2 separate regions of the Homo sapiens genome follow, and region 1 is linked to region 2. Evidence: chromatin loops called from intact Hi-C (ENCODE). Cell type or tissue: heart right ventricle. All regions are shown on one strand. Links, peaks and the distances in the headings refer to the core of each region. The heading gives the core; the rest is flanking DNA.

What was found. A loop is a pair of places that touch in the nucleus more often than their neighbours do. Peaks named below come from ENCODE experiments on the same cell type or tissue, not always from the same donor. Only the 100,000 strongest peaks of a DNase experiment are listed, where the experiment ranks them.
Region 1: a loop joins it to region 2, with 2.6 times the contacts of the local background. A loop is called at or near these places in 30 of 110 quality-filtered maps.

What each region holds. Positions count from the first base shown.
Region 1 is chr3:193,180,387-193,197,282 of GRCh38, reverse strand. No RefSeq gene overlaps it. Among named protein-coding and RNA genes, the nearest start is that of PLAAT1, 52 kb to the left of the region's middle. In heart right ventricle, for the core only: a CTCF peak has its summit at 6,634 (motif pointing left); no DNase peak of the experiment used is centred there.
Region 2 is chr3:193,555,005-193,571,900 of GRCh38, reverse strand. ATP13A4-AS1 (ATP13A4 antisense RNA 1) reads right to left here. Exons shown (of 2, transcript NR_121666.1): 2 at 16,317-16,896. It also overlaps a transcript of ATP13A4 not described here. Among named protein-coding and RNA genes, the nearest start is that of ATP13A4, 8.6 kb to the right of the region's middle. In heart right ventricle, for the core only: a CTCF peak has its summit at 7,686 (motif pointing right); a DNase peak (open chromatin) is centred at 10,883.

The DNA of each region.
Region 1 (16,896 bases), core at 3,390-11,389, 370 kb after region 2:
GCAAACCACCATGGCACGTGTACACCTATGTAACAAACGTGCATGTTCTGCACATGTATCCCAGAACTTAAAGTATAAAAAAAATTATGTGAAAATACTAAAAAGAGATGCATCTTATATTCTTGCACACATGTAAAAGAGACTTGGATCAAAGTACTGGAAACAGTAATAAAAAGAAAATATAATTTACCATACAAAAGGACATTTCAGGTGTGTGTGAGAATCTCTGGCCAAACCAGGCAGGGTCAGAGCTTTGCACCTTGGGGTGCCCTAGTGCTTTGGTGGTGGCATCACCCTCCCTCACAGATATCTTGGCAAGCTATCCAGGAGTACTGGCCAGTTTCTTTCATTTGTTTATTCATTGCTTCATTCAACAAATATTTGCAAAGTTCCTACCATGTGCCAGGCTCTCTGCTAGGTTTGAAATACAATTGTGAAACCGAAGGATCCATGCTATCATGGAGCTTATATCTTAGTACTGGAAGTAGCCCAAACTAGAGGATAATAGAATGTAACTGTAATCGTTCTAATACTTAATTTGGATGTGCCAGGTAGTAAGTGCTTTACTCATCACCATCCTAAGGTTAAGATTATTATTCTCACCTATATTGTTTTTATTAGATTTGTTATCCTCATTTTACAGAGGAAGAAATTGAAATTCAGAGGAATTAAGTAACTTATCCCAAATCAGTATTGGCCCCTATAATGGTTAATATTCAGTGTCAACTGGATTAGATTGAAAGATGCAATATATTGTTCCTGGATGTGTCTGTGAGGGTGCTGACAAAAGAGATTAACATTTGAGTCAGTGGACTGGGAGAGGCAGACCCACCCTCAATCTGGGTGGGCACCATCTCATCAGCTGCCAGCACCACTAGAATAAAGCAGGCAGAAGAAGGAAGAGCAGACTTGCTGAGTCTTCCAGTCTTCACCTTTCTCCCATGTGGGATGCTTCTGCCCTTGAACATCAGACTCCAAGTTCTTCAGATTTCGGATTCTTGGACGTGCCAGGGGCTCTCAGGCCTTAGACCACAGGCTGAAGGCTGTAGTGTCAGCTTCCCTACTTTTGAGGTTTTGGGACTCAGACTGACTTCCTTACTCCTCAGCTTGCAGACAGCCTATTGTGGGACTTCACCTTGTGATTGTGTGAGTCAGCACTCCTTAATAAATTCCCCTTTAATAGACATCTATCCTATTAGTTCCATCCCTCTAGGGAACCCTGACTAATACAGCACCAAATCATATAGTTAGTAAGTGCCGTCTTTGCTAAAGTCCGTGGGCTTAGTTACTGTGCTCTTGAAGTTTCCAAAATGAGAAAGCTGAAACCAATCACCCAACAAGGGGAAAACACATCTCTGCCTCCCCTTCTAAGGCTGAGGCTTAAGTGGATAAGGCCTGGAAGAAATGATAGTTGGGTTCCGTCTAAGCCCCATATATAAAGGGGGACATCAGTTCTCTGAATCTTGCTCATGAGTTTTTCTGAATCACTTGCCCTGAACTACCTCATGTTCCACTTTCCAATCCATTCCTCACCTTCCATTTAAGTCTCAAGTTGCCCCTCAGGCCTGGCCTTTCTGCTGTGTCTCTACCTGTAAGCCCCAGCTTGGTCTGGACCACCTTCTGGAGCTACTCTCCAGAGCTCTAGATGAATGATTGCTTACGGTAGCACAGCTACAGGAGCTACACCCCACAATTCTCCAGGTTCACCTGGCCCCCAGGCAGGAGAACGCAGGCATCCCTATGAGTATCCATACATATCACTTATACAGCTGGATATAGTACAGGTGCATTTGAGGCTCCCAGGAAAACAAAGGCTTTGATCGTTTTATTCTTCTCTTCTGCTAAAATCTAAACCAATAATTCAATTAAAGATAATGTAAAGCTGTATCAGAAAATCCTTTTTCACTTTGTGCTGAGCTTGGCTCATGGAGAAGTAACATAGCAAGTGGATTTTTCTTTCTCTGCCTTTGTTAGCAACTGAAATCAGAGTGACTTAATTTTTTTTCTTCTAGTTTCATTTAGAGATTTAAACACCTTTTGTTCTGGTTCTCTGCAAAATTCCATTGTATCTTTGGGGAAAAATCTCTCTCCCACCTTGTAATCTTCTGCTATCAGTAAGAAGCAAAGTCAGAATAAAGTTTCAGGAGAAAAGTCATCAACTTTGTTGCTTGACAAGAACTAAAATGTGGGGTTTTGACAGATGACAAATTCATTGTGATTACAGGAATTATTTAAGTCTTGAAGGCCAAACTTGAAGAGTAAGATATTTTCTGTTTACAGGTGTAAAGTTAAAATGAAACTACAAATTGCTTGACAGCTGTATTTTCCATTGTTTTTTAGGACACTTCTCTCCTACTTTCAACCAGAGAGGCAGTGTTTTATAGACATGATATTCTTATCACTGTTTAGTCCATGTAGTGTTATTAAACAAGGTTTGTGGAATATAAGAGCTAAAAAGAAACTCTAAAATTATCTAGTTTAAAGAATTCATTTTCCTGTTAGAGCAATTGAGGTCCAGAGAGAGGAGCTGCTTGGCAGAGGTAACTGAAGAAATACATTGTGCCTGGGTCTTTGAATGTCACTCAGTCAGGCATCCTCATGTCTGCTACCTCTCTGCTGTTGCTATGCAATTCCTAGACATGGCAGTGAGGAGACACCTCCCAATCAGCTGTACCCAGAGCTTTGTGTGAGTGTGCTGGAGGAGGAGGATTGCTCTGTAAAACGACTTGAAATAATTTAATTATTAATGGTAAAGAAGAGATCCAGCTGCTGCAGCCGCTGCTGCTGCTGTTAAAAGCTCATCATTCTCACATCTTCAGTGACACCTCATTTAACAAACAGCATGAGAAGCTGACAACTTCACAGAATGAAAAACGCTGACTTTATTTTATCCTACCTAAAAAATGTCTTTTTCTTTGGGGAAAAAATGTCAAAATGAAATACATGTTTTCATAGTGTAAAAGTGCACTTCTCCCTGTAAAACTCTCCTGTTATTCCATGATATACAAAATGTTTACAGGGCTCAACTGCAAACTCACCATTGGGAACATATGTATATACACTCAGAAATCTTCATATGTGTCTCGAGAACTTCCTGGAATGATTTTGAGTGGAGGAGTATTAGAGAGAAGAAGAAGAAGCAAAGCTTATTTTCCATCTAAAAATTAATTTAAAAGGTGGTTGTAACTATGTTTGCTTTTTAATTAGGCATATAAATTTTTAATAAAATTAATAAATAGCATCCACAGAGCACCATTTCCCAAAAAAGTAATACATTTTCTATTACTCCCACAAGACAATCTATTAAAAATGGATTCTGTGGTCGAATGAATTTGAAAAATGCAGATAATATAGTCCCTTGAAAATTTACAACCCATATCAGCTTTTTATGGCACTGAGGTGTCCTGCTGTCAAGAAAAATGCATTTGTTTTATAACAGAGCCAGTTTACTTTTTAACAGAACACACTTCTGAAAACAATGCCATGATAATACTTTTTAAAAGGTCAATATGAAATATCTTTAAAATTATGAATACACTGAAAACAGTGGAATAAAAGCAAGAAAACTAATCTTGGGTTTCTGGTATTGACAGGTGTAGATTCATGCTTAAAAAAATATAAGAATGGTCATAATAAATGAAGTAGCTGTGTTTAGATGTCGGACATCAGACATATTACTAAAAGAAGAAAAATGCATTAAGTGAGGCCTGGGTTGATTGGCCTTTAGCCTGGGGCACTGCTTGGTAGGCTGAAGGGAAGTGGGGCTCAAGCAGATCAGCTTCAGCAGAGGAACAGAGGTCAGAGTCTGGGGGTGCTGAGCCAGCTGGGGTTTGGGGAGCATGATCTTTGAAAGGAGGAGTGCACAGAGCAGGTGCTTGGAAATCTACATAGAGGTCCTCTGGTCTTGGGCCAAATACAATGTCAGGTATGCACAGGAGAGACTCAGTGAGACCTGGCAGAAGAGAGCTTCTGGATTGTCACATATGTAACCAAGTGAAAGCCTCAAGAGAAGGTCTGAAGGTCCCACAGTGTGCCGGGAGCCATCAAACTCGGACCATCCAGACTCAGAAGACCTTGCTGAACGGGTAGACCTTCTACCAAGACCCCCAAAAGACTCTAGCCTTAGACTAAGGGCTCCACTGGACCCTACCTAACAAAGCTTACAATCAAGCTTCAGAGGGATCCAGCCTATCTGCCAGCAAATTACTGCCGGCCATAATAAAAATTCACATTTCTTGCAGGAAGAAAAATATTCAGACTCTCAAGAGTTGGAGCATTTCAAATATCCACAATGCAATTTTAAAATTACTGGATATTTATCTTAAGAAAATAAGCCAAAAGATATGACCTTATAGCTATGCTTCTTCCTCCTCCAACGCTCTTCAACTCCCGAGCCTGCTGTTTGACCACCACTGATATGTCCTTCTAGTTTCACATCTTTTCTCCCTTTTCCTTGCATATGACATGAAGCGCCACTAAAGGTGGGTGGCCATGAGTCAATAGGAGCAGACCCTGAGATGACCTGGAATTAGCAGGTGAGTGCTTAAAATAGCTCTTATACATATTTATAGATTGAAAAGGAAAGATGGACATAATGAGTGAACAAGTTCTCAAACTAAAACATACGGTACCTGAAATAAAAACAAAACCTCAGTAAGCTTGCAAATACATGTCATTCCTTTTAATACTTTAAAAACATCTAGTTATTAATTACTTCCAATAATAAAGTGTTCAATTTTAGGTTTAGATTCTGTACTTAAATTTTACAGATTCTGGAGATGTAAAAGAAACCTCAGAGCAGTTAAAAAAAACTTATAATCTGTGACTGAAAAAGACATGGAAATCATATCTAGATATAACAATTAGAACTTGGCTGTTAATGGCAAGTTATAAGTGATTCATTGGCTGGTTTAACTGTGGGGAGTCAAAAAGAATAGTTTCCTTAGTGAGACGCAATGAAAGAAAATATTCAAAACTAAAATATGAAGCAAAAGCAAGTCATAGACAAATATGGTCACCCACATAAGAGGACTTTTATATAATTTTATCCTCAGTCAAAACTGGTTCTTCACATTTTTAAGAGACATTTGCCTCTTTTGATTTTATCTTTTTTTATTATGCTGCAAGTCAGCATGACAGAGCACCAACTTTTGCTGAATATCTTCTGTCAGAAGTCCTCTAAGATCCTTTGGATCTTGGGTCAGAAAAGTCAATTGGCATTGCTTAATGGTGCGTTGGGGGGTATAAATAAGAGCTATATCCTATAACCTGTGGATTCTCATTGCAGGAACAAAGTTGTCTCTGTTCCTTAACACAGTGAGAAGACAAGGAGAGAGCAGAGCTGTAGTCCATCGGAAGTGGAATGTAATGTGTCTTATCACTGACATGGGTTACAATCACCAGCACATGGTAATAATGAAAAGTAGATCAACTTCTGGTTGGTTTTAAAATTCTCTGTAAGGGTTACTTCCATTGCCTCCTCCCCTCCCAACATACACCACCACCTCAACATTTTGCTAGTTACCTTTATTGGCCATCCTGTCTTCATTTACTTGGGCATTAAAATCGTCAGTTGGAATAATGCTCTTACACTCTGTGCTCTAGAGCAGATTTCATTAAGCGACTGAGTTTATCCCAGGAGCTTTAATTGCGTCTTATATGGACCTATTTTTAATTGTCCTCAACAGACAAAATGTTCTTATGCATAGATTCTAAGGATGATATAGAAAAATCTGGTAAATTTAATAATGTTACATTTATATAGCAACTACATAATTTTTTTAGATTCAAATTTCATTTTAAACTCTTAGTGCTGTTGTATCCTTATAGATATAGACAGATGTTATTATTTTCATTTGACACATGATGAAATGCTGTATCATTTGAATGTCTATTCTAGTTAATTATCCCATTTAATAAGAGACTATTGAGGAAGATATATTGTAAATTTAGATATTTATCTTTAATATTCCCATTTAACCAATAGGAAAGCCAAAGCTTGGGTATGTTAACTAACATTTTAGATCAAGGTGCAACTTGTTGCCTTAGGACAGGAAGTTGAGCTCTATACCAAGATGCAAGGCTTCATAACCAAGCCTGGGAGTGTCTCTTGCATGGATGAAGACTCTGGCCCACCATGAGGATTCAGGCTCGTGGCAGCAGTGGGAAGGTAGGAAGATGTGACCTGGAGGAAAGTTTGTTCTTTCCAGCCCAGGAAAATAGAAGTAGAAGAAAGGTGTCAGGGCAGAGAAGTTGTTGGGGGCTGTGAGAAGGCCCAGTGTCCTGACTTCTCAGCTCTGGGCTTCAGGCTGCAGAGAAGGAGGTGTTTTAGATAAGCTATGGTGGAGCCAAGAGCAGAGCAAACACAGCTTGATTCCCATTTCATGCTATGAAAAGAATTCTCCTGCTGGACTGAATTCCCCATACCAACCATATCAGAATAAATTTGTCAACACAATTAGATAGAAAGAGGACTTGAAATTTAGTTTTCCTAAGCATCTCCAAGTCCTCATTTAGAATACAGCACCTTATTTCTACCTAAAATCTAAGCACTTTGAACTGATCTGAAGAATGAAGCCCTTAGCCTCATGGGGCCAGGGGCTCATATAGACATACACTTATACTGCCTCCTAGTGGGAGGTCTCAGAAATCACTGACTTGAGATGCAGATGGCTTGCCACAGAGCCCTATAGCAATGGAAGAGGAAACCCCACAGTAGAGGCTGGGGCTAAACTGCTTGTGTCAGGGTGCCACACAGAGGACATGGCAGAGACTCAAGGGTCTAAAATGCTACTGAGAATATTTCTGTGGAGGCAGCCAGGGAGCATCACCAGGCTGTGATCAACCCAAGAGAGAGAGAGATCAGATGACAGTACACAGCCCCAACCAGTGAGAACAGACAATTCCTCAGAGACCAGAAGAACCAGCAGATGGTACAAGGAAGTAAAGTAAATCTGATCATTCTCCTGCCTTTCTCAAAATCGTGGTGTTGCATAAGCCTCTTCCTTCAGAAGGGAGGGTCAAGCAGAGGATTTTCGCTTAAACTAGAACATTATCTGAAGCAACTCTTTAAATCATTGCATTGGAGTAGGATTTTTTAAATCTTTAAATAATCTCAAACTTACAGAAGAACTGCAAATACAGTAAAAAAACTGCACTCCCTCAGAACCATTTGTGACTAACTTGCTGAAATGATACATCTTAAGACCAAAATAAATCAAAGCATCATATTTCAAAAAAAAAACAAGAAAATTATCCTCTATGACTACACTACAAATATTAAAATCAGGGAATCAATACTGATAAATTGCCATCATTTCATCCTCAGACTCCATTCCAACTTCAGGAATTGTCACAATAACATCCTTTATAGCAAAAGGATGCAGTTCTGAATTGCACGATGCATGTCTCCTTATTTCTATCTGGAACATTTTCATGGCCTTGACTTTTTTGAAGATTAAAGGCTACTTTGTAGAATATCCCTCAGTTTAGGTTTTCTGATGTTCCCTTACAATGAGATCTAGATTATTTACCTCTAGCAAGAATATCCCAGAAGTGATGCTGTGTATTTCTCATAGCATCTGATCAGGTGGCGTATGATTTTCAGCTTGTTCCATTACTGATAATGTTCACTTTGATTGCTCCATTAAAGTCTGCCTTATCCATGGTAAGGTTACTCTTTTTCCCTTTTTAATTAACAGGTATTTTGTGGAGAGGTACTTTGAAACTATTTAAATACCCTACTCTTTCCATACTTTTAGTTTATTTATAAATTGACTCATATTTTCCTGTGTTTATTGGGTTATAATTCTTTCCTGTCCTCATGTATTTTGATGCTCTGTGTCCTTTTGATATGCCCCTTTCATTTTTCAAGCTCTTCCTTAGCTTTCTGGCAAATGGATGCTCCAGGCTCTGATCTACCTTGCTCAACTCCACCTAATGACTTCAGGACTGAATTGTTCAGGAAGGGAAGAGAAGGGAAGAGGAAGAGCTGACAAAGTTAATTTCTACCCTCCTTACCTCCCCATCCAATGTATGAGACTTCAAAGGAAACCAAAGTGCTTATCCTCTGCTATTACGGATGGTAGTGTAAGGAAATTTAAAACCTTGCTAAATCTATGTTACCAGGGAGAAGTGTTAGGAGACCTGTGTTCGCAGCTCATAGACTTTGTCGGTTCCCTGGGTTGGTTACTTGTGTTCACGTTTTGTTCACCCGTCTATAGTGCTTAGCAACAAATCTGTGAAACAGCAGTAACATGAATCTGTTTTAGGATCTTCAACAATGGAAGAAGTGGTGAAATTTTAATACTATTCTAAAGTGAGTTCAAGGATTGGGCACAAGAGAGAAGGTACACTGGTAAATAAGCCCAAATCTCTGGAGTCTGAGAAAATGTAAAAAATCAAGAACACCAAAACTTGTCCAGGACCCAAAGGAGACCTGATGGCTTAAGAAGCAGAGGACAGCTCCTTGCCAGCAGCACGGCACAGCTTCTCCCAGGGTAGAGGACAGCTCCTTGCCAGTAGCATGGCACAGCTTCTCCCAGGATTCACAGTGTTCCTGGAGATTATGGGCCAGGTGACAAAACTAGCAGTTCTACACCCTCAAAGCGGCCGCTTTTTCGTAGAAAAATACAACCTGGGTATGATAAATTTTTAACAATGTTTTCTCTCTGGGAAATGGTGTTTTGAACGATATTCATTTTCTAGGCTTTTACATTTCTGATATGTTGGGGTACTTTACAAAATACATATGTTTTGTAACCAGAAAAATTACAGATGTAAGAAATAAAAAGTTAAATAATGAATAGGGTGCAAAGCGGTTTCATTAAAATATCGCATTTAGTTTTTTCTAAGGTATAGTGTTACATTTAGTAAAATGTACACATCTTAAATGTATAACTGGGTAGATTTTTACATACGTGTACATTCCAGTAGCCACCATTTGGATCAAGATAGAGAATATTTCTGTCATACAAGAGAGGTTTTTTTGCACCTCTTCCTAGCCAATCCCCAATCAAGGTACCACTCTTCTGACTTGTATCACATAGGTTATGTTCAGGAAGCAGGTCCCAGCTCTGCTCTGACCCTTAATGTACAGTGCCAACCTACACAAGTGCCTGGTCATCTGTGTGTCTCAGGAAATGGACTCAAAGACCTTCATGAACACTTTCCATTGTACTGTTCCACAAAAAATACGATAAGTAGGGCATTTTCTCCACGGGTCATTAGTAATTGAGCAGAAAGATTATCTGCCAACTTCCATACCTGACTCCATCTACTGAGCCACAGGGCTTTTGTGAAAATTAGTTCCTGAAGCTGAATCAAATAGTTAACTCAAATGTGAAGGTGATGCTTAATTTTGAAATATTAGGTTAATGCTTCACTCATTCACTTATTCTACCAAAACTTTTTATTTTTACTATTTATGATTTGCCCAACATTTGTTTGGCAGGAAAAAGGCTTCTCCGGGGAGGCAATGATAGTCACAGTGGTGCCTGCTCCTCAGTCTAGTGGAAGAATGTAAACACAGGCCCAGGTGCATGTAATGGAGGAAAGAAATTATCAAGGTCACAAGAGAGAAACAGATACAGTTCCAAGAGGGGAGAAAACTCCCTTTCAGCTGGAACATTAGCTCAGGCTTCATGGAAGGGAAAGGTGGCGTGACTGAAGAGCTAGACCTTGAATGATAAGCAGTAGTTGGATGCAGAGAAATGGAGTTTATTAAAAAAAAGTGCTCTTCTTTCATAAGGGTGACATACTTCAACTACAGAGCTTGCATAGGGAATTCTTTCTTCCAGCAAGATTAATGGTTTTGTGCTGAGGTCGCCACAGATTCTACCTGATTTATATTTGCCAGTCTGAAGGCCATGATTAGGGAAATTTTTTTGTGTAACAGATTGACGTCAATGAATCTTTCATATGTTATACGAAGAAATTAAGACATATAGAGAAAATTTCATGTTCACAGGGCAGCTGTATATGAGTGATTCTGGTCAGAACCCTCAAGGCTATTCTGTGTACTCTGTGTACACCGGAAGGGCTCTGAAGTTTTCTGGTTGGGCTGAGGAGTAGATGTCTGTCCCAGTGCCACGGGATTTTCTTTTCTGGAGGAAGATAGTACATCATAAATGTTGTCTTTTTCTTGTACTGCTGGTGTGAGTGCTTCTTTATTGATTTGACATTTGTATTATTGACTCTGAAAACATTGAGTGGCCCGAGACCTCACTTCACTGATTTCTGTGTCGAAAAACATCCAGAGATCTTCAGATTTGAGCTCTCTTGGGGTGCTCCTCTGTGCTGTCACTGTACATGAAAAAATCTTTTCATGAAGGAAGTGAACCAAGAACCATATGCCTGGGTTCTCAAAAGAAAGTCGGGAAAGGGAAAGTCATAGTTATTGATTTTCTTAGAGCTATTTATTCTTTTTTAATAATATATTTAAAAAAATTTTACCCACAATTTGAACTACATTATCATAACATTTTATTGCATATTATATTTTTCCTATTAGAAAAAAAAATTTTTCTTTTGAATAAACAGATATTAAGCTCCACTTACATGCTAGGAGCTGATATTCTATGGAAATGCAGAAGAAAGAAGATCATAGTTTCTCAGCATCATGTATCATAATTCACAACACTCTATGTACAGGTAGTTTTCTAGGTGCTAGGGAGGGAGACGGGGCTTCAGAGGTGATCTCTTACAACCCTCCATTTTTGGGATGTAGAAATTACAGCTAAGAGATGTTATGTAATTTAATCAAGGTCTTGTGGCTAATATATTTCACAACTAGGACATGACTTTCTTTCCTAGATTAGTAGGCTCTTCATGATCAAAAATGTTCTTTTCATAGGAATAAAAGCAAATCTGTTCAATGTTTTCCTGAATTTGACATATTTTGATAGGCTATGAACTGTTGGCTAGGGAACTTGAGTAATCCCTTCTCAATGAAACAGTATAATTCCACTGGAACCATCAGATTTTTCTTGCCAAAGTGTGTTCACAAAGCCAGTTTGCATAGTTTGGAGTGGGAAAGTCATATAGCCAAGGGAGAATATATATTGATGAGAGAAAGACATTTTGCTGCAGGATTTAATATGTAAGAATTCATTTATAACAGGTAAAAACTAAAAGGACCAGAATACGATTTGTTTCTAAAAGGGACAGTTGCTATCCATAGTATTATAGTGACTATCCAAGCTACCTATGTAACTAGAGTCAGAAATAATTTCAGGCTAGCAAGTATATTATTTTCTTATCCTAGCCTCCATCAATTGAAATATGACTGCTACTATTACTCATGCTCTCTTTACCTCTACTTTCCCCTGTTTGGATCTAACTTGAACAAAAACACACAGCCCTCCTTTTTCATACACCAATCTACATAAGCACAGAACCACAGATTACTTTTTTTTTTAATAAGTTCTAGGGTACATGTGCACAACATGCAGGTTTGTTGCATCGGTATGCATGTCCCATGTTGGTTTGCTACACTCATCAACTCATCATTTACATTAGGTATTTCTCCTAATGCTATCCCTCCCCAGCCCCCCACCCCACAACAGGCCCCGGTGTGTGTTGTTCCCCCCCCGTGTCCAAATGTTCTTGTTGTTGAACTCCCACCTATGAGTGAGAACATGTGGTGTTTGGTTTTCTGCACTGGTGATAGTTTGCTGAGAATGATGGTTTCCAGCTTCATCCATGTCCCTGCAAAGGACATGAACTCATCCTTTTTTATGGCTGCACAGTATATGTGTGTATATGTGCCATGGTGTATATGTGCCAAATTTTCTTAATCCAGTCTATCATTGACGGACATTAGGGTTGGTTCCAAGTCTTTGCTATTGTGAATAGTGCCACAATAAACAAACATACATGTGCATGTGTCTTTATAGTAGCATGATATATAATCCTTTGGGTATATACCCAGTAATGGGATTGCTAGGTCAAATGGTATTTTTTTTTTTTTTTTTTTTTGAGACAGAGTCTCACTCTGTCACCCAGGCTGGAGTGCAGTGGCGCAATCTCGGCTCACTGAAAGCTCTGCCTCCCGGGTTCACGCCATTCCCCTGCCTCAGCCTCCAGAGTAGCTGGGACTACAGGCACCTGCCACCTCGCCCGGCTAATTTTTTGTGTTTTTAGTAGAGGTGGGGTTTCACCGTGTTAGCCAGGATGGTCTCAATCTCCTGACCTCGTGAACCACCCACCTCGGACTCCCAAAATGCTGGGATTACAGGCGTGAGCCACCGCGCCCGGCCTCAAATGGTATTTCTATTTCTAGATCATTGAAGAATCGCCACACTGTCTTCCACAATTGTTGAACTGATTTACACTCCCACCAACAGTTTAAAAGTGGTCCTATTTCTCCGCATCCACTCCAGCATCTGTTGTTTCCCGACTTTTTAATGATCGCCATTCTAACTAGCGTGAGATGGTATCTCATTGTGGTTTTGATTTGCATTTCTCTGATAACCACTGATGATGAGCATTTTTTCATATGTCTGTTGGCTGCATAAATGTCTTCTGTTGAGAAGTGTCTGTTCATATCCTTTGCTCACTTTTTGATGGGGTTGTCTTTTTCTTGTAAATCTGTTTAAGTTCTTTGTAGATTCTGGATACCCTTTGTCAGATGGGTAGATTGCAAAAATTTTCTCCCATTCTGTAGGTTGCCTGTTCACTCTGATGGTAGTTTCTTTTGCTGTGCAGAAGCTCTTTAGTTTAATTAGATCCCATTTGTCTATTTTGGCTTTTGTTGCCATTGCTTTTGGTGTTTTAGTCATGAAGTACTTGTCCGTGCCTATGTCCTAAATGGTATTTCCTGGGTTTTCTTCTAGGGTTTTTATGGTTTTAGGTCTAACATTTAAGTCTTTAATCCATCTTGAATTAATTTTTGTATAAGGTGTAAGGAAAGGATCCAGTTTCAGCTTTCTACATATGGCTAGCCAGTTTTCCCAGCACCATTTATTAAATAGAGAATCCTTTCCCAATTGCTTGTTTTTGTCAGGTTTGTCAAAGATTAGATGGTTGTAGATGTGTGGTGTTATTTCTGAGGCCTCTGTTCTGTTTCATTGGTCTATATATCTGTTTTGGTACCAGTACCATGCTGTTTTGGTTACTGTAGCCTTGTAGTATAGTTTGAAGTCAGGTAGCGTGATGCCTCCAGCTTTGTTTTTTTTTTTTTTTGCTTAGGATTGTCTTGGCTATATGGGCTCTTTTTTGGTTCCATATGAACTTTAAAGTAGCTTTTTCCAATTCTGTGAAGAAAGTCATTGGTAGCTTGATGGGGATGGCATTGAATCTATAAATTACCTTGGACAGTATGGCCATTTTCATGATTTTTCCTATCCATGTGCATAAAATGGTCTTCCATTTATATGTGTCCTCTTTTATCTCATTGAGCAGTGGCTTGTAGTTCTCCTTGAGGACGTCCTTCATATCCCTTGTAAGTTGGATTCCCAGGTATTTTATTCTCTTTGTAGCAATTGTGAATGGGAGTTCACTCATCATTTGGCTCTCTGTTTGTCTGTTATTGGTGTATAGGAATGCTTGTGATTTTTGCACATTGATTTTGTATCTGAGACTTTGCTGAAGTTGCTTATCAGCTTAAGGAGATTTTCGGCTGAGACAATGGGGTTTTCTAAATATAATCACCTCATCTGCAAACACGGACAATTTGAGTTCCTCTTTTCCTAATTGAATACCCTTTATTTCTTTCTCTTGCCTGATTGCCCTGGCCAGAAGTTCCGATAATATGTTGAAAAGGAGTGATAAGAGAGGGCATCCTTGTCTTGTGCCAGTTTTCAAAGGGAATGCTTCCAGTTTTTGCCCATTCAGTATGATATTGGCTGTGGGTTTGTCATAAATAGCTCTTATTATTTTGAGATATGTTCCATCAACACCTAGTTTATTGAGAGTTTTTAGCATGAAGAGGTGTTGAATTTCATGGAAGGACTTTTCTGCATCTATTGAGATAATTATGTGGTTTTTGTCTTTGGTTCTGTTTATGTGATGGATTATGTTTATTGATGTGTGTATGTTGAACCAGCCTTGCATCCCAGGGATGAAGCCAACTTCATCATGGTGGATAAGCTTTTTGATGTGCTGCTGGATTTGGTATGCCAGTATTTTATTGAGGATTTTTGCATTGATGTTCACCGTGGATATTGGTCTAAACTTCTCTTTTTTTGTTGTGTCTCTGCCAGGCTTTGGTATCAGGATGATGTTGGCCTCATAAAATGAGTTAGGGAGGATTCTCTCTTTTTCTATAGATTGGAATAGTTTCAGAAGGAATAGTACCAGCTGCTGTTTGTACCTCTGGTAGATTCGGCTGTGAATCTGTCTGGTCCTGGACTTTTTTTGGTTGTTAGGCTATTAATTATTGCCTCAATTTCAGAGCCTGTTATTGGTCTATTCAGAGATTCAACTTCTTCCTGGTTTGTTCTTGGGAGGGTGTATGTGTCCAGGAATTTATCCATTTCTTCCAGATTTTCTAGTTTATTTGTATGGACCTGTTTATAGTATTCTCTGATGGTAGTTTGTATTTCTGTGGGATCAGTAGTGATATCCCCTTTATCATTTTTTATTGCATCTATTTGATTTTTCTCTCTTTTCTTCTTTAGTCTTGCTAGTGGTCTATCAATTTTGTTGATCTTTTCAAAAAAAACAGCTCCTGGATTCATTGATTTTTTGAAGGGTTTTTTGTGTCTCTGTCTCCTTGAGTTCTGCTCTGATCTTAGTTATTTCTTGCCTTCTGCTAGCTTTTGAATTTGTTTGCTCTTGCTTATCTAGTTCTTTTAATTGTGATGTTAGGGTGTCAATTTTAGATCTTTCCTGCTTTCTCTTGTGGGCATTTATGGTGCTATAAATTTCCCTCTACACACTGCTTTAAATGTGTCCCAGAGATTCTGGTATGTTGTGTCTTTGTTCTCACTGGTTTCAAAGAACATCTTTATTTCTGGCTTCATTTCGTTATTTACCCAGTAGTCATTCAGGAGCAGGTTGTTCAGTTTCCATGTAGTTCTGTGGTTTTGAGTGAATTTCTTAATCCTGAATTCTAATTTGATTGCACTGTGGTCCGAAAGACAGTTTGTTGTGGTTTCAGTTCTTTTACATTTGCTGAGGAGTGCTTTACTTCCAATTATGTGCTCAATTTTAAAACAAGTGTGATGTTGTGCTGAGAAGAATGTACATTCTGTTGATTTGGGATGGAGAGTTCTGTAGATGTCTATTAGGTCTGCTTGGTGCAGAGCTGAGTTCAAGTCCTGGATATCCTTGTTAACTTTCTGACTCATTGATCTGTCTAATATTGACAGTGGGGTGCTAAAGTCTCCCATTATTATTGTGTGGGAGTCTAAGTCTCTTTGTAGGTCTCTGAGGACTTGCTTTATAAATCTGGATGCTCCTGTATTGGGTGCATATATGTTTAGGATAGTTAGCTCTTCTTGTTGAATTTGATCCCTATACCATTATGTAATGGTCTTCTTCGTCTCTTTTGATCTTTGTTGGTTTAAAGTCTGTTTTATCAGAGACTAGGATTGCAACCCCTGCTTTTTTTTTCTTGCTTTCCATTTGCTTGGTAGATCTTCCTCCATCCCTTTATTTTGAGCCTATGTGTGTCTCTGCACGTGAGATGGGTCTCCTGAATACAGCACACTGATGCGTCTTGACTCTTTATCCAATTTGCCAGTCTGTGTCTTTTAATTGGGGCATTTAGCCCATTTACATTTAAGGTTAATATTGTTATGTGTGAATATGATCCCTTCATTATGATGTTAGCTAGCTATCTTGCCCGTTAGTTGATGCAGTTTCTTCCTAGCATCGTTGGTGTTTACAATTTGGCATGTTTTTGCAGTGGCTGATACTGGTTGTTCCTTTCCATGTTTAGTGCTTCCTTCAGGAGCTCTTATAAGGCAGGCCTGGTGGTGACAAAATCTCTCAGCATTTGCTTGTCTGTAAAGGATTTTATTTCTCCTTCACTTATGAAGCTTCGTTTGGCTGGGTATGAAATTCTGGGTTAAAAATTCTTTTCCTTAAGAATGTTGAATATTGGTCCCCACTCTCTTCTGGCTTGTAAGGTTTCTGCTGAGAGATCTGCTGTTAGTCCGATGGGCTTCCCTTTGTGGGTAACCTGACCTTTCTCTCTAGCTGCCCTTAACATTTTTTCCTTCATTTCAACCTTGGTGAATCTGACAATTATGTGTCTTGGAATTGCTCTTCTCAAGGAATATCTTTGTGGTATTCTCTGTATTTCCTGAATTTGAATGTTGGCCTGCCTTGCTAGGTTGGGGAAGTTCTCCTGGATAATATCCTGAAGAGTGTTTTCCAACTTGGTTCCATTCTCCCCATCACTTTCAGTTACACCAATCAAACATAGATTTGGTCTTTTCACGTCATCCTATATTTCTTGGAGGCTTTGTTCATTTCTTTTTACACTTTTTTCTCTAAACTTGTCTCTCGCTTTATTCCATTAATTTGATTTTCAATCACTGATACCCTTTCTTCCACTTGATCGAATTGGCTATTGAAGCTTGTGCATGTGTCACAACGTTCTTGTGCCATGGTTTTCAGCTCCATCAGGTCATTTAAGATCTTCTCTACACTGTTTATTCTAGTTAGCCATTCGTCTAACCTTTTTTCAAGGTTTTTAACTTCCTTGTGATGGGTTAGAACGTGCTTCTTTACCTCAGAGAAGTTTGTTATTACCGATCTTCTGAAGCCTACTTCTGTCAACTCGTCAAAGTCATTCTCCATCCAGCTGTGTTCCGTTGCTGGCAAGGAGCTGCAATCCTTTAGAGGAGAAGAGGCACTCTGATTTTTAGAATTTTCAGCTTTTCTGCTCTGGTTTTTCCCCATCTTTGTGGTTTTATCTACCTTTGGTCTTTGATGCTGGTGACCTAC
Region 2 (16,896 bases), core at 4,092-12,091:
TTCTTTAGTTTTACCTAACGTCCTTTTTATTATTATTATTATTTTATTTCACAGGCCTAATGTCCTTTTCATGTACCAGGATTCCATTCAAGATACCACATTAGATTGATGCGTTATGTCTCCTTAGGCTCACCTAGACCATGACATTTCCTCAGATTCTCCTTGTTTGTGCCGACCTTGACAGCTTTGAGGGGTATTACGTGTTTTATAAAATGCCCTTCAATTGGGGTTTGTCTGATGTTTTTCTCATGGATAGACAGGAGTTGTAGGTTTTTGGGAGGAAGACTGTAAGAGGTAAAGTGCCATGCTTATCACACCATGTTGTCAGCATGACATATCAATTTTGAAATTAACCTTCATCACCTGACTGAGCAATATTTGGTAGGTTTCTCCACTGTAAAGTTACTTCCTCCTCACCCCTCATACTGTACACTGTGGAAGGAAGTCACTACCAGCAGCCAATGTTAAGGAGTGAATAGTTATGTAGCCCTTTCTGAGGAGCCCTGTGTGCATAAGTTATCTGGAATTCTGTACGGAAGATTTATCTATTCTCCCCATTTATTTATTCAATTGTTTATTTGTATCTCTCTTTGAACTCATGGATATTTCTTTTTTTTTTTTTGAGACAAGGTCTTGCTTTGTCACCCAGGCTGGAGTGCAGTAACGCAATCTCGGCTCACTGGCAACCTCCACCTCCCAGGTTCAAACAATTCTCCTGCCTCAGCCTCTTGAATAGGTGGGATCACAGGCCCACGCCACCATGCCCGGCTAATTTTTGTATTTTTAGTAGAGACGGGGTTTTGCCATGTTGGCCAGGCTGGTTTCGAACTCCTGACCTCAGTTGACCCACCCGCCTTGGCTTCCCAAAGTGCTGGGATTACAGGCATGAGCTACCACACCTGGCCAGATACTTATTTTCTACTTTGCTTTTACAACCATGTCTGGCCAAATTTTACACCCCTTTAATAATAATAATAGCTACCAATTATTGGGAATTTATATATACACTGTGCTAAGCATTGTATATATGTCATCTCATTTAATATTAGCAACCATCCTCATGGGAGATATTATTATCCTTTGGTCCCATATGATGAGCCTGAAGCTTGTAGAGATAAATAATTTCCCCTGACCACACAACTGGTACACAGGATGCAAGCTCTGGTCTGTGAGAATTCAGAGCCTGTGGGTTTCACCGCTATGACACTGCCTCCCTGCTTTACTCAAGAATAGGATATGCTAAGAGGCTGAGTTTAATTGTATGAGGAAAAAATAAAGATAAAGACTGTGGTGGTATTAGGCCTCTATTCCAGTCCTTTATCCTTCCCTTCTGTTCACTGTCACCCTGATAGTTTCCCCTTCTGATTTGTCAATGATAAAATAAAAAATTCAATAAAAATGCATTGAGATTTTGCTAGTATATAATTTATAATTAGCATGTCATACATGGTTCTAATGATAAATAATTAAGAAATAAAATACTTTTCCTGACAAGAAATAACCTATAAATCATGTTAAGACATAGGAAAACAACAATTTAGGCATATATTATGTGGCTTACTAAGCAAACATATTTTTTTGAGACAGAGTCTCAATCTATTGCCCAGGCTTGAGTGCAGTGGTGCAATTACACAATCACAGCTCACTGCAGCCTCGACCTCCTGGGCTCAAGCAATCCTCCCAGCTCAGTCTCCTGAGTAGCCGGAATTACAGGTGTGTGCCACCACGCCTGGCTAATTTTTAATTTTTTTGTTTTGTTTTGTTTTAGATAGAAGGTCTTGCTTTGTTGCCCAGGCTTTTCTCAGACTCCTGGGCTCAAGTGATCCTCCTGCCTCAGCCTCCCAAAGTGCTGGGATTACAGGCATGAGCCACCGCACCCTGCTGGCAAAGCATATTTGTATGCGTAATTTTTAAAAAATAAACTCTCCATTTTTGAATAGTTTTAGGTTTATTGAAAGATTGTGATGATAGCATAGAGAGTTCTCATATACCCCGCACCCGATTTCCCTCATTGTTAATATCTTACATTAATATGGTTTATTTATCACAATTAAGTAACCAGTACTGGCTGGGTGAAGTGGTTCATACCTGTAATCCCAGCACTTTGGGAGCCTGCGGTGGGAGGATTGCTTGAGCTCAGGAGTTCAAGACCAGCTTGGAAACGTAGCAAGACCCTGTCAGCACACACACAAAATTTTTTTTTTAATTAGCTGAGCGTGGTGGCGTGCATCTGTCGTTCCAGTTACTTGGGAGGCTGAGATGGGAGGACTGCTTGAGCCCGGGAGGTTGAGGATGCAGTGAGCTATTGTTGCCTGGGTGACAGAGCGAGACCCTCTCTCAAAACAAAAAACAAAAAACAAAAACAAAAACAACAACAAAAAAACCAAACCAAAACAAAAACCCAATACTGCTATGTTGCTATTAACTAGAGTTGATAATTTATTCAAAATTCCTTAGTTTTTATCTGATGCTTTTTATCCTGTCCAGGATCTCACCCAGGATACTAAGTTGCATTTAGTTGTCATTTCTCCTTAGGCTCATCTTGGCTGTGACAGTTTCTCAAACTTCTTTTGTTTTTGATGACCTTGTCAATTTTAAGGACTACTAGACTGGTATTTTGTACCACGTCCCTTTATTGGGATTTGTCGAACATTTTTCTCACTATTAGACTAGAATTCTGGGCTTTTGGGAAGAAGTGCACAGAGGCAAAATGCCATTCCTATCACATTATATTAAGGATAACACACTCTCAGCATGACTTGCCACTGTGGATGTTGACCTTGATCACCTGGCTGGCTGACATAGTGTCAGTCAAATCTCTCCACTGTAAAGCTTCTCTTTTCCTTCTTTTCTATACTATACTCTTTAGAAGGAAATCACTATGAATAGCCCACAGTTAGCAAGCGTGTAGTATCTACATAAATTGTTTGAATTCTTCTGCATGAGAGATTTATCTCTTCTCGCCCATTTGTTTATTTATTCTATAACTTATTTGTATCAGTGTGGATTCACAAATATTTATTTTATACTTTGGGTTATAAAACAATACTGATATTATTTTGTTGCTCAAATGGTTCCAACTTTGGCCATTGGGAGCTCCTTCAGTTTCTCTTGTACCCATTTGACCCATCCTCATTAATTTTTTTAAGCACTTTTTTATGTTCTGGCACTACAAGAGGCTCATCTTGTATATTTGTGTCCCCAGTCCTAGATTCAGCCATTTTTCCAAGGAGCTTTTGTTCCTTTTATTGGAGAATGGCATTAGAAACAAAGATCTGGGTGCTAGGTTTATGTATACTCATGTTATCATTTATGAACAATTTTTATTCTTTCAACAGTCCTTAAAGTTATTAGTCCTATTTTGTAGGTGAACAACCTTCACAGCCTCGCACATGCTCTCCTAGCCCATTCTAGAGCCTGGCTTTAAGTCCAGGTTATGGGAGGCTACAAATCCATGCTCCTTTCAATGTGCCTAGAAATAATGGCTAAAGTGGAAGAGAAGTGTCTGTTTTTTACTGCAATTAGATGAAAGCTTTTGCATTTAGTTCCATTTTTTTCCCCTAGAGAAAGTGGCAGCTTTTTTCCTGGAATCAACTGTTTGCCAAAGTTCTTTGGTAGTTAAAAGAAAGTGGTGGTGCTTGGCTGGGCACGGTGGCTCATGCCTGTAATCCCAGCACTTTGGGAGTCTGAGGCAGGCAGATCACCTGAGGTCAGGAGTTTGAGACCAGCCTGGCCAACATGGTGAAAACCCGTCTCTACTAAAAATACAAAAAATTAGCCGGGTGTGGTGGCATGTGCCTGTAATCCCAGCTACTCAGGAGGCTGAGGCAGGAGAATCGCTTGAACCCGGGAGACGGAGGTTGCAGTGAGCCGAGACTGCGCCATTGCACTCCAGTCTGGGCAATAAGAGTGAAACTCCGTCTAAAAAAAAAAGAAAAGAAAAGAAAAGAAAGAAAGTGGTGGTGCTTCAGGTGGCTGTGTTTTACCAAAGGCACAACCATGCAGGTCTATTCTGGCTCACGGGTCAGAAGAAGGGGAGTCTGTTTGGAGGCACCTCCAGGCAGGCTTTAAACAGAACCAGGGACAATTAGATTTGGGAGAGACAGGGGCTGGTGGGGAGGAAAGAAACCAAGGATATCACTGAGATAAAAAATCCTGGAAGAAGAAAACATCCTGGTGGAGAAGAGAAAACCTAACACATGGTAGCTAAACTTCCATTTCTAAGGACAGTGCAGGGAGTTTGGTGGGTCCTTAATGAGGATTCATTTCTTGGCACCAAGTGACCATAGGTTGCTTTATTTGCATATTTTCTGTAAATTGGAGGAAATTTAAACTCTCTTACATTTCTGGGTCCTCTTCTTTGGAAATAATATTAATTCGTATCCATGGACTGCATCGGAGAGATTGTGATGCTCTTGAGGATGAGCAGGACACTTGGGCTCTAGCAGAAATTAAGCAGAACTTAACTACATGATGCTATAGCAAAATATATTTTTAATACATTTACTTTTTCTGATTATAACATTAAAGCATGTTTATTGTGGAAAACTGAATGACAGAGACAGGGGAATAAAGTAAAGAATTCTCCCTCAGAGATATTCACTGTCAGGGTTTTGTCGTATCTCTGTCTCTTTGTTTTCTTTTTTGGTTTATGCATCCATGGATAATATCAGGCTCATTTTTTATATAAAAATATGCATATCTTGTTTTTCATTTAATATTTAATTATCATTTTCAAATATTAAACATTCCTGAATATTCTGATATTTAATGGTTGCATAATATTCTATTATATGGACATAATTCAATTTGAACAATGCTGTGATAAATTTTTGTACCCAATTTGAATAAATCTGAGATGATTCACAAGAGAATTCTAAAAGTGGGATAAAGTGGTAATAACGAAAGTATCTGTTTTATAGAGTTGAAGATAGGAAAATAAGATGAGTTAACAACAGTGTTTGGTTCATGGCAAACATTCATGTTAGGTATGATTATTATACATATAATCTCTTTGATAAATATTAACAGATAATCTTCCAGAAAACTTGTTTTCATTTTTAACATATGTGTGCCATCAAATATTTTAGTAGTAACTGAAAATATTGTTAACCACAACATTAGGCTTTGTGGGTGACATTTGGGGTCAGAGACAGGGCCTTGACCAAAAGGACTGAAGATGTTAGCAAGAGACCTTCCAAAAAGTAAGTGAAAGGGGTGAGGAATGTAGTGGAAAGGAATGGTGAGGCAACTGTTACCACTGGATCTAATGGAAGTGTGACCAGGGCTCATGCTCCAATAGTGTGTGTATGAGTTTGTGTTTGCGTATATGTGTGATGTTTTAGGGATAGAGGGAAAGGGGTGCCAGGCTCTTGTGATGCCTAACATGTTCCAGGGGTTGAGAGGCCCCAGCAAAGAAGGTTCCGGGCTGCATACCCAGGAGCAGTCACAGATTCTTGAGGACAGAATATAGGGCCAATAGGTCACTGGTACACTGAGTAAGGAGGCAGGCCAGCTGCTGCTTGGACATATGAAATGTTCAGATCTGGGGAAGGTATAAGCTGGAGACCATCTGTTCTATCATAGGGGCTAAAAAGATCAAAGCAAAGAAAAACCTGGAGATCCAAATTTAAGGATAATTACTGAGGTATTAAATTCAATACGGGAAAGTGGAATTTAGGGAGGTAGCAAAAAGAGTAGGTTAGGAGAACAAGGGCAGGTCCATTACCCCAGGAGAACCATTGTCTAAAATGTATCTGAATTATCTAGGGAGAAAGAAAGCCCTTTGGCCTTCTCCTGGCAGTAGCCGCACAGGTTCGTGAGTTGAGGACTTGGGCACTGCATTCTATATCTATCAATTTTACCTACTACCTCTCATGATGCTCATGATAGTCTCATGGCCTGGCATTAATGGAGCACTTAACTCTGTGCTGAGCAGAAACAAGCAATATCACAATAATAAACAATATCACAAGAGTAGGACAATAATATCAGTTCCATTAAACAGATTAGTCAACTGAGGCTCAGAGCAGTGGAATGGTGCGTTCAACATCACATAGTGAGATAGCAAGAAACAGGAAATGAATATGTTTCTCACGACCTGTTTTTAAATACTTAACCACTTAATAGTGTTTGGTCTGCAAGCCCCCTGGCTGTCAGATTCCAGCAGATTGCTGGCTGGGGAAGGAGCTCTCTGCAGGGGAACTGAGAGCAGGGACATGAGGAAAGCAGGGACATCTCATGGCTAGACTGGGACCACTGGGTGGAAATAGGACCTGTCAATCTCAAAATCTCCTTCTAATGCCAAGATTACCTGGCTCTCATTTTCTCTTAATTGAGTAGCAGAGGTTGCCCCAAGTTAGACAGTGAGGTTGCCAGAGGTTGATTGTGAATCTCTCTCCTTCCAGTACTCTTTGATGTCCTTTCAAAGGGTCCAGAAATTCATGACCCCAATTCTCTGCTCCTATGCCCAGTAGCCTTATATTAAACTACTCCTTCCAATTTTGAGAGCACCAAAGAAAAAGTACCCCAAAATAACAGTAATTGTTTGCCTAACAGTAAATGATTGCCACACATTGATTCCCTGCTAAGCACTTTATATGCATTATTTCACCTAACTTCATATTGACTCCAGGAGATCTATTAAAGGTTAAATAATTTGTTCTAGATCAGCAGTCCTCAACCCATTTGGTACAAGGAACCAGTTTCATGGAAGACAAATTTTCCATGGACTGTTGGAGTCGGGGGCGGTGGTTTCAGGATGATTCAAACTCATTAACATTTATTGTGCACGGTATTTCTATTATTATTACATTGTAATATATAATGAAATAATTCTACAACTCAACATAATGTAGAATCAGTGGGAGCCCTGAGCTTGTTTACCTGCAACTAGACAGTGCCATCTGGGAGTGACGGGAAACAGTGACAGTTCATCAGGCATTGGAGTCTCATAAGGAACATGCAACCTAGATCCTTCTCATGTGCAGTTCACAGTAGGGTTTGTGCTCCTATGAGAATCTAATGTTGCCGCTGCTCTGACAGGTGGTGGAGCTCAGGGGGTAATGTGAGTGATGGGGAGTGGCTGTAAATACAGATGAAACTTTGCTGGCTCACCTGCTGCTCACCTCCTGCAATACCTGTCCAAGGCCTAGGGGTCGGGGATCCCTGTTCTAGATCACACTGATAGTAAGTGGCTAAGCAATAATTAGAGCCCAAACTATCTGACATTATAGCTCATACTCTTTTCTACTTTATTGAAGTTGAAATAAAATCAACTGCACATATCCAAAGTATAAAATATGTCATGGTGTATCTGTGAAACCATCACCACAGTCAAGATGACTGCAGCCTTTACTCTTAACTACTAGGCACCAGTTTCCACCTGTTAATCCTAGTTCTTACCCTGGAATCACCAGATTAGTGTCAATCCCACCTTACATGATAAACAGTCAGATACTTGATGATGACCAACCTGTACTTCCTAAATCTCCTGTTCCTTGAGATAAACATCTTCATAAGTTCCTGCAAATGCATTTCATAGGACACAGTTGAATTTCTCTTAACAGCTTGCTTACCCTCATTTAGGGATTTTGCCCAGATCATGAATATTTGCATGGTTTTCCAGTCTGCCAAATGCCATGCAGCTTTTGCCACAAGGCATATAGGCTGGAAGCAGGCCTGTAGATGGCAGCCACAAGTGCTTCTAGCAAGGCCCAGCTAGGCAGGTAGACCAGGGTGGCAAGGCCTCTGGGTTAGCCAGGCCTTTTCTGAATGCTCTTGTTCTGATAGGCTGATACTCTTCGAGCAATCCTTCAGTAAACCAGGCATAATCTTTCTTATTCTAAAAATAAGAAAGATGAATATAATGCTGTTTAATTGTGTTTTTCTCCATTTTATATTTTTTTAGGGAAGAAAACATTTCTCAAGTACTGTTCAACTTCTAATACTAATTTAGAAGTGTTAGAAGGTAACTTTTCTGGCTCTCATTTTCTCTCTTTTGAACAGCAGGGGTTGCCCCAAGTTAGACAGTGAGGTTGCCAGAGGTTGGTTGTAAATCTCTCTCCTTCCAGTGCTCTTTGATATTAGCACGTCATACATTGTTCAGATGATAAATAATTAAGAAATAAAATATTTTTCCTAACAAGAAATAGTCTATAAATAATCTTAAAGAAATAAAATAAGAAAACAACATTTTAGGTATATATTCGGTGGTTTACAAAGCAAACTTTTTTTTTGAGACACTCTCAGTCTATTGCCCAGGCTGGAGTGCAGTGGCGCAATTACACAATCACAGCTGACTGCAGCCTTGACCTTGCAAGCTCAAGTAATCCTCCCAGCTCAGCCTTCTGAGTAGCCAGGATTACAGGCATGTGCCACCTCACCTGGCTAAAGTGGATGAAATCAGTATGTGTTGATCATTTACTGTTAAGCAGTGATTGATATTTGTGGGTACTTTGGTTTCTGTGGACTTCTTAACATTGGAATGAGTAGTTAGTAAAAGGATACTAGGCCTAGGAGTGGAGATTTGGGTCCCTGAGTTTCTGGCTTTCATTTTCTCTCATTTTGGCAGGTAGATTAGGCTGGTGAGATCTGTGGGTTAGCCAGGCCTTCTCTGCATTCCCTTGTCCTGATGGGCTGACACTCTTCAAGCAATCCTTCAGTAAACCAGGTATAATCTTTCCTGTTCTTAAACAAGAAAGATTAATATAAAGCTGTTCAATTGTGTTTTTCCCCATTTCATATTTTTTTGGGAAGAAAAAAATTCTCAAGTACCGTTCAACTTCTAACACTATTTTTTCCCTAAAAAATGTCTTATAATTTGTCTGACACGAGACTGGGCATGTATACAATCTTATTTGTTCTTCCAACAATACCGTATCATGGAGTAACGGGATTATATCTCATTTCAAAGATGAAAACATTGAAGCTTAGGATAATTTAGCAACTTGCCAAATTTTTCATGGCTGTCACATGATAGAGCCATAATACAACCACTATGATTTTTTAATTTTTATTGTTATTTTTATTTGAGATGGAGTCTCACTCTGTCACCAGGCTGGAGTTCAGTGGCACCATCTCAGCTCACTGCAACCTCTGCCTTCTGGGTTCAAGTGATCCTCCTGCCTCAGCCTCCCGAGTAGCTGGGAGTACAGGTGTCTGCCACCACACCCGGCTAATTTTTTGTATTTTTAGTAGAGATGGGGTTTCATCGTGTTAGCCAGGATAGTCTTGAACTCCTGACCTCATCATCTGCACACCTCGACCTCCCAAAGTGCTGGGATTACAGGCTTGAGCCACTGCACCCAGCTGACCAGTATGATTCTATATTTGAAATTGGTTTCACTGTATCTAGGGCCTGGGAGGCAAATGGCAAGGAGAACAGGGAACAGTGGCTAAAATCCCTAGTCTATGGACTCTTTTGTTTAAATATCCACCTATATATTACATCGCACACACAGATATTTCCCATTTTTACAAAAATGCCTGATGAATGCATTTAATAATATAGTGCATTTAATCATATAATAATAGCATTCTATAACAACTTGCAGTTAATGTATCGTGGACATCTTGCTATGACAATAGATCTACTTTATTCTTTTATTTTCCTTTTTATTTTTAAAGTAGTATAAGTACAACATAACCCACACTCATCAAAATGTAGTTTTTTTTTGTTTGTTTGTTTCCACCCCAGGGATTCAGGTTTGCTAGGTCTGGGTTTGGTAGCTCTCCGGGACCAGAGTATGTGGGGTCCAGGAGAGCTTCCAGGGTGACTGACACACACCACTGGTGAGGAACTACTGCTATTCTCTGCCATGTACTCTGGGGTCAATGAGATATGAACAAACAGAGCAACCAACAAAGCTTGCAGCTAGCCAACAGCAAAGCTCCCTGGTGCCAGAGAAAGGCTGGATGAAAGGAGGAGAGGATTGGACTCCATTTCCCGCGGAGGGAGAAGTACAGTGATGATCCCATGGTAGACATAGGTAGTCCGGTTGCGTGTTTCATAGGGGTGTGTAAAAAAGAGGCATGTGAAAAGACAGTGACAGCCCCCAAAGACCTCCATTGGGACAGAGATTAGATTGGAAGCTGGGGGGCTTATTTTAAAGTTACATTTGCATGGTAAGCACAGTTTTATTAAGATTGCTTATTTGAAGTGCTTTGGCAGGGTTGATGGACTGTGGGAGAGCTGAGAAACCTCAGAGATCCCCTCTGATGCCACACTAACTGGGAGAGGGTCTGAGTACTAGGAGGTGCATTAGTTCTATCTTATTACTTTCCTTTTTCCATTAGTAAATAACATTTCCCATTACCAGTTTGCTTAGGACACTGAACGACATGTACAGTACACAAATAAGAGCTCTGAATTTCTTTTGTCATTAATTTCAGTTTCACCCCTCTCTCAAAATATCATTGATTGATCCACTTGAGAGTCTCCTCCCTTTTGTGGAGCATCTTACTTGCTGATGAAAGAGGTAACCAGCATAAATAATCCTAAGTGGACTTTTGGAAGAATGGCAAGCAGAGAGGCCCAGTGGAGCCCCAGCCTTGCCGCTTTCTTCATCTGCACCAGGAACCTGTTCTTGATTTTCCCCAGGGGCCTCAGCCCAGTTCCTGGGTCATCCCAGGCCCACAGCAAGGGCACTGAATCCAGCCCAGCGTTGCTCTCTGCAGCTCAGCACCCAGCCACACTCTTGGTTAGTCTGCCCAGAGGCAGTGCCCTGATTCTGTTAATTGGGCTCTTGCCTCATTCCCAAGCCTGAGGTCCCCTGTGGGTACTACTGTTCCTAAGTTCCTGCCTGGCAGCCTGTCTTGAGCCCCAGATTTTTCCTAGGAGTGAAGAAGCCTTTCCCATGCCAGGCTCCCACTCGGAATTGGAACGCTGCCTCAGGCCCGAGGTTTCTGATTGGAGCTTAGCCACTAGAGGACAGACTCCATGGAGCCAGCTTCCTGTCTGGATTTCCAAGTATCACCTGCCCCATGGCTGGACTCTAACTGCTTGTTGGGAACATTTCTGCTTCTGTCTTATGGCCTTTCTCTCTTTCCCCCTTGGCCAACTGCTCCCCTGAGCTGTAAGCAGAAATTGCTGTGAGCTTCAATTGCCTGGTAGATTAAATTTCCTTTGCAAGCACCTGCAGTGTCATCAGCTCCCCAAGCACAGATTTTCACCCCAGTGGGTGGGCCCAATGCTATGTCCTAAGCCCTCTGGATCATGCCTAAGTAATGGGATGTGCTGTACAATTCAGTGATATGGCCATGGCTTTACACAATTGGTGGGTTCTGGAAAAGTTCTATTGAAATCTATGCTTGGCAAATGAAGTCCTCGTAAATATTCTAGAGATACTGTTTCAAAGTATCCTATTCTAATCCCTTTACAAAAAGTGAGTAGCAGCCGGGCATGGTGGCTGACACCTGTCATCCCAGCACTTTGGGAGACAGAGGTGGGTGGATGGCTTTTGCTCAGGGTTCAAGACCAGCCTGGGCAACATGTTTTTTGTCTTTACAAAAAACAAGAACAAAAATTAGTTGGGCATGGTGGCTCTTGCCTGTAGTCCCAACTGCTTGAGAGGCTGAGGTGGCAGGATCCCTTGGGCCTATGAGATTGAGGGTGCAGTGAACCATGATTGCACCTCTGCACTCCAGTCTGGGTGACAGAGCGAGACCCTGTCTCAAAAAAAAAAAAGTGAGTAGCAATATGATGTTGTGTGAAGTATATCATATATAAGACTTGAGAGTTTTAGCTTTCGCAGATTGTGATCTTGGACAAATCGTTACACAGTCATCCAGTAACTTTTTTCTCACCGAAGAAACAATGAAAGTAACTTAGTAATTTCTAAGGCCCAGTCTAATAGTCTCTGATTGTTAATAATAGCACCATAACTTGTATTGTTTTGTATATTCAAATTTTTAGGTTAAAAGTTCTCAAAATTAAGTACACTGACATGAAGCTTCTGCCTGGGGACCATCTCTTTTGGATTTTGTTTTTATAGGTTGTCCTTAATGACCTGGAATTGTTATAACAGCTGTCAACTGAGGTAAGCTTCACAGAAGGGGAGCTGCCTTACCTCCAGAGAGCAGCTTTTAATTTCCTATTTTTGGAAATAACAGAAAGCAAAGAGGACTCTTCTGAAAGGGAAACAACAGGCCACCCCAAGGCACTGGGAGAACAGACCTGGTGCTGAACGGGGATATTTGAGAGCAAGTCCTCTGAGAAGCAGAGACAGCATCAGCCTGCTCTTTTCTTCTGTAATTAATGGGGAGTCCCTGGATCTTTGTATTAGACCCTTTAATCTAAGGGTTGCTAAATGTTTTACAAACATTAATTAATTCAATTAGACTTTGCACCACCACCTTGAGGCAGGTAATTCCTCTTTGGGATATGGCATCTTTGCTTGCTACCACAGACTATTTTAGAGCAGATTAGGATAATTAATACTAAAGGTAAAGCCTTGAGTTTAGATAAAGTTCTATAACTAAAGGTCTCAAGTACTTTACAAATAGCAGATTTGTGTAATGAGGGCTGAGGAGGAAGACTGAGTCAGCTTATTGCCAGTGATGACAAGGCAGAGATATTGCACTTGTTTCAGGTTCCTCTCCATGGTAAAGACACATGACCTTGAACAGCTCTTTGTGACCTCTTTATGACTCAGTTCCTACAGCTTTCAAATGGGAGCAATGATACTACTCACCTCCCTACTTCACAGAGATGTTGCAAAAAACAATATTTGTAATATGCTGTGAGTTCTCAGATGAAAGATGGAAATTAACATATAATGAAACATTATTACCATTTATCATCACAAAACCTAAATGGGCCAGACAAGTGAAGCATCAGCATCCCCACGGCCCTGGCAGAGAAACCGGTCCTGCCATTATTTCCATTGGACATCTATTCTAGACAATCACAGAGGTTGAGAACTGCTCAGAACAACAGGCATGCTCCTAAGATAATCAAAAGCAAACCGAGATGCCAGATCAGCAGAGGTAGCTAAGTATTTGTCCTTTTTATTTTCCGTTCCCATTCTTATTTGGGAGAGAGTATTTGAGAAAAAATGAGTTCAGGGAGAGAATCAGAGAATGAACGAAGGTACTTTTCCTTTTGGACATTCCTCTCAATTCTGAGATATCAATATATGTGTATAATTTGTAGCCCCCAGAATGGGCTGTGTGCGAGCCCTCATCTGTGCTTTTGCTCTCTGTCTCCTTTGTTAATAATGCTTTCCTTTCCCACCTGTATTTATCTAGACAAGCATAAAACTCCTATCCTTGTGAGGGTTTCCTGGCCTAACTCCCTACTTGAAGTTCCTCTGTCACTCTTGTGTAATTAGCATATTATGTGGAATTTATATTTTGGTGTTGGTCTTGTTTCTTAATGGACTTAACTTTTCTGGGGCATAATTTATTAAATCTCTATTCTTCATCTATTACAGATCTGGGCATACTGAAGTTAATCAAACTAGTGCTAAGTGAATGAGTGAATGGAATCCTTCAGGAAAATGTCAAGATTAGAATTCAGACCACACCAAATCCTCATCTGCCATTCTTACTACGCCACATCACAACCCGTGAGGCACGTAGAGTATAGAATAGAAATATTGAACAGGCACAATTAAGGAAAGGGAGGGTGAATTCAAGAATAACTTTTCAAACAATGTTCCTAAGAGAAATAGAAGACTTAACTTAGAAGGTTCAAGAAAACTGTCTACATAAATACAGTATTGCATAGAAGGACTGAGTCGCTTTGGACCTGATTCCTATAATATGAGAGCACAGGCTGATCAGGAACAGTAGGGATATTTATGGAGTTCAGTTTGCCTTCCATGTTATTGTCACTCTGTGCACTAAGCTCAGACTCAGACCTGGCATTCAGGACCTCCATGCATGGCGTTGGTCCATATTTCCCTGCCACATGTCACTCCCCTCTTCTTCCTTCATGCAGCCCATGCTGCAGTGAGGCTGATGGGCTTGCTCTGAACATGACCATGTGTTTCTTCCTCTGATGATTCCCTTGCTTCAAATGCTCTTTCCTGCGGCCTTACTCTTTGTCCGAGCCTCAGCATCTCCACCTGTTGAAGCATTTTTGGCTCTTTCCAAGGCCTTTCTCAAAATGCTTCCTTCACAAAGAGGCTTTTCTGGTCATATAAATGCAAACCTCTTTGCAGAGCACTTTGGATGTGCCAAATAAATGTGTAGAAGAGGTATTAGTCCAGTAACTAGGATCACGGATTGGGAGAGCTGCATTGCCTAGGTCCGAATACTCATTCTGTCACTTACTAATGGTTTGAATGTAGGCAAATTACTTAATGTCTGCACCTGTGTTTCCTTGTCTGTCAAATAAGAATGACCAGAATAGTATCAACCACAGAGGCTTTTGTCAGGATTGTGTGCAACAGTGAGTGTAAACTGTTTAGAATTGTGCCTCATATGTGGAAGTGTTCTGTAAATGTTCTCTTTGCTTTCCCACACAACCTAGCCCTGTTTCTGGTTATGGTTATGTTTGTAGACCAAAATCACTAAATGAGGGTGAGTGCTGTCCATAAGCAGTGTTGCCATCGATAAAATCTAGATGTTTTACCAATAGAACTCCCAAGGAACCTGAGGAAACTCTCTCACTACTGGAGTCCTCAGCTCTATTGAACCAGGTTTGTGGAAAATAATTTTCCATGGACATCTGATTTTTATAAAAGCTTTTAATGTTCTTAAGGACTTACATATTTTCCTGTTCAAGTTTAGCTTAAATATTGTAGCAGCATGACCTGATTTATTTGATGGGGTAAGTTTGTGTACAGTTTCTCCTCTAGCTGTTAATCAGTTACACACTCATCTCAATCCCACAACGGTGCAAGAGTTGCCAAGTGCATTCAGGAACCCAGCCAAAAGGAAACTGCAAATATTGCCAGTGATAAACAGGAGAATGAATTACTTCTTTCTCACCTGCCCAGGAGCACTGATATAGTTTCACCACGTCACATACTAACACTCCTCAACCTCCATCAGTTGAGATGAAATTTGGAATATGCTTGTTTTATATTTTTTTCTGTACTAAATATATAATTACTGCCTAGTAAGGCTGTTAAATGTTCAGTTAGGTTTTTTTGAGGTATAATTTTTTATTGAGGTATGATTTTTAAATTTGTTATATCTCTTCATTGAGATATAATTCACATTTCATAAAATTCACCCTTTTAAAGTATAGAGTTCAGTGAGGTTTAGTATGTTCACAAATTTTTGAAGCCATCAGTAGTTCTAGAACATTTTTATTACCCCCCCCATAAACCCTTTACTCCTTATATTTTGACCTTGTGATAAAATGTTAATTTTATTTTCATTTATTTGGTTAAATTGTGCTAGCAAATTTTTGAAACCAAGAGAACTACATATATATATACACACACACACACACATACACACACACGTACATATATATTTTGTAATTACTATTACAATGGGTTTACTTAGCTTACTTTTTATGTTTATCCTATACTTCACTATTTGCTCAAGGTTTTACACATACAACATATACACACACACACATGCACACATTGATCTTGGTCACATTAGGGTTATTTGGGTCAGGTTGGAGATATCATTGCCAATGTAGCTTGAGGGACAGACAGTGGACATGGTGAAGGTAAAAATAACTATCTTTTGTGGAACACCTATTATTTCCCAGGCACTCTTTCTTAAAAGTCTGTTTTAGGACGTAGGTTCTATTATCATCATCTTTATGTTACATGTGAGGAAATAGAGGAGAATGGAGTTTGTATAACTTGTTATATCCCAAGGTAGCACAACGACCACCTAGTACAGTCCAAATTTGAACTCAGGCCTTCCAAATTTAGTGTATATGCCCTTAGCCACTATGTCCTAACACCTACTGTTCAAATGCACATTTAGTTTAATAATCCTAACAGCACTTGATCAGTGCTGTACAATGTACTTTCACAATGATCTCATTCCATTCTCTCAAAAGTCCTGTCGGGCGGTACCAGATGAGAAGAGCCGGTTCCTATAGTTAAATGATCACACAGCAAGGCCAGTGCAGACAAGCAGCTGGAATACAGGTATTTTGCCAGAGCTAGGGTAGGGGTGTGTTTCTCTACACCACATTGGGACTTCTGACAGTTTTCTTAGACTTCTGTTCCATCTCTTATAATAACAATCCACTTTCTATCATATTTGTTTGGATGTTTGAATCCTTACATCAACACGAGGGTAGCAAATATGACTTAACTTTTTTAGGTAGTCCCTGTGCTCAGGCACTGTTTATTGAATAAATGTGTAAACAAATTAAAAAAGAGTCTGGCCATATAGTCATTTGAATATTTTATTTCTAGACTTCCTTAAGTGTTGAACCATCAATATTTTAGTGAAAGGAGACTACATAGACTAGTTTGATGATACCTTTGTTCTTTTTCTACATGTGTTTCAAAAAAGTAAACTTAATTTCACATACACTTTAAATAGAATTTTTTTTGCATATACAAGGAAATGTGATTACAAATACCTTTTGAAGAGGATTAGTGATAATCTGTACCTTTTGTAAGCAAAATGAATGAGAGTACTATTAGAAACCTGTGGATTGAAGCTTTCATTCATCAAAGAAAATCTGCAGCTCTGTGCGCTTCCGCTCAACCCAATTCCTTAGGTCCTCTGAATAAAGCAGTGACCTGGGAGTTCTTGCACCCGCTCCTCACTCCTGAGAAGGGTCCTGCCAACTCTGTATTGTCCTGTTGGATTTGCAGTCAGAAGTCTGAGGCTGGCAGGCACTGGGCAGGCAATGAGTTCTTTCCCTGTAAGTTGGGCACAAAAAGATCGGCATGGGAGCAGCCTCCTTTGAGACAGCTGCTCTGAGAGAATGCAATAAGCAGGGAGCAGCCAGCAATTCCTCCT